Regions from separate parts of the Homo sapiens genome. Here region 2 is linked to region 1. A link is an interaction called in ENCODE POLR2A ChIA-PET data of the cell type or tissue named here. Cell type or tissue: B cell. All regions are shown on one strand. Each heading gives the region's core, and the rest is flanking DNA. Links, peaks and the distances in the headings are about the cores only. Region 1 overlaps PPP6R2 (protein phosphatase 6 regulatory subunit 2). Region 2 overlaps PANX2 (pannexin 2).

Region 1 (2,904 bases), core at 163-2,662:
GTTATTACTGTTGTGTCTCAGGGAGTAGGGAGCCCTGAGGAGAGGGGGAGAGACTCAGGGAAATGGCCGGTCAGAACTTACGCAGCGTTTATTAAGTTTGCTATCCTATATGGGCACGGTTTGTAGTTTCCCAAAACAATTAAAATAGTAACATCAAACATCACCGATAACAGGTCACCATAACAGATAAAATAATAATGAAAGAGTTTGAAATATTGTGAGAATTACCAGAATGCAACACAGAGACACGAAGTAAGCACATGCTGTTGGAAAAATGGCACCCCTCGACGTGCTTGACGCAAGGTTGCTACCAGCCTTTAATTTGTAGAAAGCACATTACCTGCGAAGCACAATGAAGGGAAGCACGTTAGACAAAGTACGCCTGTGTTGTTTTCCATTTCACAGATGAGGAAATGGAAATAAACAGCAAGTAGATGATAGAGGCAAGATTTGTACCCCAGGTAGTGTGACTCAAAAGCCTCTCCCTTTTTTTTTTTTTTTGTTAAGGGAAAGGCTAACTTTTAAAAATATTTTTAAAAAATTTTAATAGATTCCCTAGAAGAATAGAGGAAGAACAAAGAAAATTAAAAGAATACATTTTGGAATTGTAACGATAACTGATTATGTATCAGGCATTTGTGTGTTCTTGTTTATGTTCCAATACAATTTTATTTAGAAAAGCTGACTGGGAGGCCGGGCGCGGTGGCTCATGCCTGTAATCTCAGCACTTTTGGAGGCCGAGGTGGGCGGATCACCTGGGGTCCGGAGTTTGAGACCACCGTGGCCAACATGGTGAAACCCTGTCTCTACTAAAAATACAAAAATTAGCCGGGCATGGTGGCACGTGGCTGTAATTCCAGCTACTCAGGAGGCTGAGGCAGGAGAATCACTTGAACCCAGAAGGTGGAGATTGTAGTGAGCCAAGATCATGCCACTGCACTCCAGCCTGGGCGACGGAGCGAGACTTTGTCTCAAAATAAATAAATAATAAATAAAATAAAATGCCTGGGACTAGAGATGTTTTGGATTTCAAATTTTCTCAGAGTTACCAGTTGAGCTTCCCCAATAAGGAATCTGAAATGCTCCAGTGAGCATGTCCTTTGAGCATCATGTAGATGCTCAACAAGTTTTGGATTGGAGTGCTTTTTTTATTTTTATTTTTTGGCTAGTCAAGTGAAGCACTGGGAGTGGAAAAGGAACACAAACATTTGTAGGTGGGCACGGCGCCTCACACCTGTAATCCCAGCACTTTGGGAGGCTGAGGTGGGTGGATCACCTGAGGTCCGGAGTTTGAGACCAGGCTGGCCAACATGGTTAAACCCTGTCTGTACTAAAAATACAAAAATTAGCCGGGCATGGTGGCAAGCGCCTGTAATCGCAGCTACTCAGGAGGCTGAGGCAGGGGTTGCAGTGAACCGAGATCATGCTACTGCACTCCAGCCTGGATGACAGTGAGACTCTCTCTCGTACACGTACATACAAATCTGTAACTGGTTGTGATCAATTAGTTGTAAAAGCTGCTGCACCTGGATCAGCCTTTTTTTTTTTTTTTTTTGAGACAGTCTCATTCTGTGTCACCTAGGTTGAGTGCAGTGGCACAGTCACAGCTCACCACAGCCTTGACCTGCCAGGCTCCTGAGTAGCTGAGACTACAGGTGCCTGCCACCATGCCTGGCTAATTTTTTATTTTTTGTGGAGACAGGGCCTTGCTCTATTGCCCAGGCTGATCCTGAACTCCTGGACTTAAGCGATCCTCCCACCTCAGCCTCCCAAAGTACTGGGACTACAGGCGTGAGCCACTTTGCCTGGCCCAGGATTTCAATTTCACGATTTTTGGTTTAGGGATACTCCTCCTATATTGGAAATCCTGTTATATCCACATACAGCAAGCAGCCTTCTTTTTTTTTTTTTTTTTTTCTTTTTTGAGACAGAGTCTCGCTCTGTAGCCTAGGCTGGAGTGCAGCGGCGTGATCTCGGCTCACTGCAAGCTCCGCCTCCCAGGTTCATGCCATTCTCCTGCCTCAGCCTCTCCGAGTAGCTGGGACTGCAGGTACCTGCCACCACGCCCGGCTAATTTTTTGTATTTTTAGTAGAGAAGGGGTTTCACTGTGGTCTCGATCTCCTAACCTCGTGATCGGCCGCCCGCCTTGGCCTTCCAAAGTGCTGGGATTACAAGCGTGAGCCACTGCGCCCGGCCTTTTTTTTTTGAGATAGAGTCTCGCTCTGTCGCCCAGGCTGGAGTGCAGTGGTGCGATCTTGGCTCACTGCAAGCTCCGCCTCCTGGATTCACGCCATTCTCCTGCCTCAGCCTCCTGAGTACCTGGGACTACAGGTGCCCGCCACCACACCCAGCTAATTTTTTTCTATTTTTAGTAGAGACGGGGTTTCACTGTGTTAGCCAGGATGGTCTCGATCTCCTTACCTCATGATCCGCCCGCCTCGGCCTCCCAAATTGCTGGGATTACAGGGGTGAGCCACTGCGCCTGGCACAGCCTTATTCTTTAAAATGGAAAAAAAAAAACCAAAAAAAAAGCTTTTAAAAATTTTTCTCTTTTAAAAAGTGTACACATAACACATAATTGTATATATTTATGGGGTACATAGTGATGTTTTAATACCTATAGTGTATTTCCCTCTTTTTTTTTTTTTGAGACGGAGTCTCGCTCTGTCACTCAGGCTGGAGTGCAGTGGCGCGATCTCGGCTCACTGCAAGCTCCGCCTCCCAGGTTCATGCCATTCTCCTGCCTCAGCCTCCAGAGTAGCTGGGACCACAGGCGCCCGCCACCACGCCCGGCTAATTTTTTCTATTTTTTTAGTAGAGACGGGGTTTCACCGTGTTAGCCAGGATGGTCTCGATCTCCTGACCTCGTGATCTGCCTGCCTCGGCCTCCCAAAATGCTGGGA
Region 2 (2,904 bases), core at 235-2,734, 180 kb before region 1:
CCCTACTGGAGTCTGGGTCCAGGGTTCTGGGGCCTCTCCCCACCCATGTTGGCCACACATGCCCAGCAAGGGTGGCTGCCAGGGATGGGCCCAGCTCAGGACGGGACACAAACCTGTCCCTGTTCTCTTCCCCAGGGTGGACGCTCTTCTCTGGCTCCTGGGATTGGCTGTGAGGACAAAACATAAGTAAATAAAATATGCCATTTTCTCAACCAAGAGAGTGGATTCCTTTGCCTTGTCCGGTTTGCTCTTCTCTGAGCCCAGCTCATCTCCAGCTCGATGTCCCCACCGAGGACTCGGGCCTCAGGTCCCAGCTTTTCCTGCCTCTTCCCAGGCTCCCTCCCAAACCCTCCAGAGTCCCCAGGACCCTCAGGGGGATCTGATGACTCATGGGAACCCTCCCTGAGCAGGCTGTCTGGACTGGTAGATGTGCCTCAGTGGTGATGATGGCAGCCGGGAGCTCCGTGTGGGGTCTGAGGGGCTCGTTGCTGAGCCGGGTTCAGGGCTGGAGGTGCCCAGCCCCTGGGCCCCTGTGGGGCATCAACAGTGAATGCTGCTCTTCCCAGAGTGGACAGAGTCTCTAATCCGCCTCGCTTTCCGTCCCTAATTCAGGCCTCGGCACAGACGGACAGGCCTGTCCCTGTTGCTTCTGGTCTGTGGGGAGGGGATTGTGCTGATGTGGGCCCTGCCCTGGGGCTGCTCTTTGGGGCTGGGAGACAAGGCTGAGGCTGGTGTGGGCCTCCGCGCCTGTGCTGTGTGAAGGGCTCAGCCTGAAGAGACTGCACGGTGGCTGGAGGCCCCCAGGCTCTGAGCCTTCCTGGGAAACGTTAGCAAGATCCCAGCCGCTCAGACCCCACACTGGGCCAAGGCGCGAATGTCCTGAACACTTTCACTGCCGTTCGTGTCATTGTCACCTGCAGGCAGAGACAGACTCTTGAGGGAAAACACAGAGTTCAGTAACGACCATTTGCCTGCAGTTCAAGGGACTCCCTCTTTTCAATTTTAGCGGCAGATACCGCAGTCCAGCTGGTGACATCCCCAACCAGCCCCACCTGGTGTCTGGTGTCCCCAGGCTGGCCAGTCCCCAGAACAGTGGGTCTTAGGGAGGCGCCCCTCACCCTCAAGGGTGGGCAGAGCCCACCCTGCCTTCCCGGTGCTGTGGAAACCACCCTGCCAGCTAGCAGCACCTGAGCCAACCGCCTTCCTCCCAGGGGAGCCCGGGCTGTACACGGCCTGTGGCTGGGACCTGGTTTGGGTCCGGCTGTGTGTGGATAGAAGAAGGACCCTGGCTGGGAGTCCTGGCCTGCCTTGGCCCTCTCTGGGATTTGGTTTCCCCTTGTGCACACAGGGCTTTGTGACATTTGGAGAGGCGCATGGCTCAGGTGGTTTCGCAGGCGGTCATGGCTTCCACCTGCAGGTGCCCCGCAGCTGACCTCGTGGGGGTAGTCAGGGCGGGACCCCCACACCACCGTGGTGGGGGGAGGGGGTGGGGTTCATCTGGGCAACCGCAGGTGCTGTGTGGGAGGAGGCTGGAGAGGCTCCTGGGAGGGGTTCGGCAGGGACGCGGTCAGGTCCAGCCCGGTTTCTTCAGCCCAGCCCGTGCGCCTCCCCGCCCCAGCCCGTGTCTCCTCTTTGCCCCCAGAGGAACCCATTTACTGTTACACCCCGCACAACTTCACGCGCGACCAGGCGCTGTACGCCCGCGGCTACTGCTGGACGGAGCTGCGGGACGCGCTGCCCGGCGTGGACGCCAGCCTGTGGCCGTCGCTGTTTGAGCACAAGTTCCTGCCCTACGCGCTGCTGGCCTTCGCCGCCATCATGTACGTGCCCGCGCTGGGCTGGGAGTTCCTGGCCTCCACGCGCCTCACCTCCGAGCTCAACTTCCTGCTGCAGGAGATCGACAACTGTTACCACCGGGCGGCCGAGGGCCGCGCGCCCAAGATCGAGAAGCAGATCCAGTCCAAGGGCCCGGGCATCACGGAGCGCGAGAAGCGCGAGATCATCGAGAACGCGGAGAAGGAGAAGAGCCCGGAGCAGAACCTGTTCGAGAAGTACCTGGAGCGCCGCGGCCGCAGCAACTTCCTGGCCAAGCTGTACCTGGCGCGGCACGTGCTGATCCTGCTGCTGAGCGCCGTGCCCATCTCCTACCTGTGCACCTACTACGCCACGCAGAAGCAGAACGAGTTCACCTGCGCGCTGGGCGCGTCCCCGGACGGGGCGGCAGGTGCGGGGCCCGCGGTGCGCGTGAGCTGCAAGCTCCCGTCCGTGCAACTGCAGCGCATCATCGCGGGCGTGGACATCGTGCTGCTGTGCGTCATGAACCTCATCATCCTCGTCAACCTCATCCACCTCTTCATCTTCCGCAAGAGCAACTTCATCTTCGACAAGCTGCACAAGGTGGGCATCAAGACGCGCCGGCAGTGGCGCCGCTCGCAGTTCTGCGACATCAACATCCTGGCCATGTTCTGCAACGAGAACCGCGACCACATCAAGTCGCTCAACCGGCTGGACTTCATCACCAACGAGAGCGACCTCATGTACGACAACGTGGTCCGGCAGCTGCTGGCGGCGCTGGCGCAGTCCAACCACGACGCCACCCCCACGGTGCGCGACTCGGGGGTGCAGACCGTGGACCCCAGCGCCAACCCCGCCGAGCCCGACGGCGCCGCCGAGCCGCCCGTGGTCAAGCGGCCGCGCAAGAAGATGAAGTGGATCCCCACCAGCAACCCGCTTCCGCAGCCCTTCAAGGAGCCGCTGGCCATCATGCGCGTGGAGAACAGCAAGGCGGAGAAGCCGAAGCCCGCGCGCAGGAAGACGGCCACGGACACGCTGATCGCGCCGCTGCTGGACCGCTCCGCCCACCACTACAAGGGCGGAGGGGGCGACCCGGGCCCCGGCCCCGCC

What was found. ChIA-PET counts read pairs that join two places held together with the same protein. Peaks named below come from ENCODE experiments on the same cell type or tissue, not always from the same donor. Only the 100,000 strongest peaks of a DNase experiment are listed, where the experiment ranks them.
Region 2: POLR2A ChIA-PET joins it to region 1 with 11 read pairs; 3 of 35 experiments call an interaction of 5 or more read pairs at or near these places.

The regions. Positions count from the first base shown.
Region 1 is chr22:50,353,332-50,356,235 of GRCh38, forward strand. The region is part of intron 1 of PPP6R2 (protein phosphatase 6 regulatory subunit 2); the gene reads left to right. Among named protein-coding and RNA genes, the nearest start is that of PPP6R2, 11 kb to the left of the region's middle. In B cell, for the core only: no CTCF peak of the experiment used is centred there; no DNase peak of the experiment used is centred there.
Region 2 is chr22:50,175,297-50,178,200 of GRCh38, forward strand. It overlaps PANX2 (pannexin 2), which reads left to right. Exons shown (of 3, transcript NM_052839.4): 2 at 1,643-2,904. Among named protein-coding and RNA genes, the nearest start is that of PANX2, 6.0 kb to the left of the region's middle. In B cell, for the core only: no CTCF peak of the experiment used is centred there; a DNase peak (open chromatin) is centred at 1,194.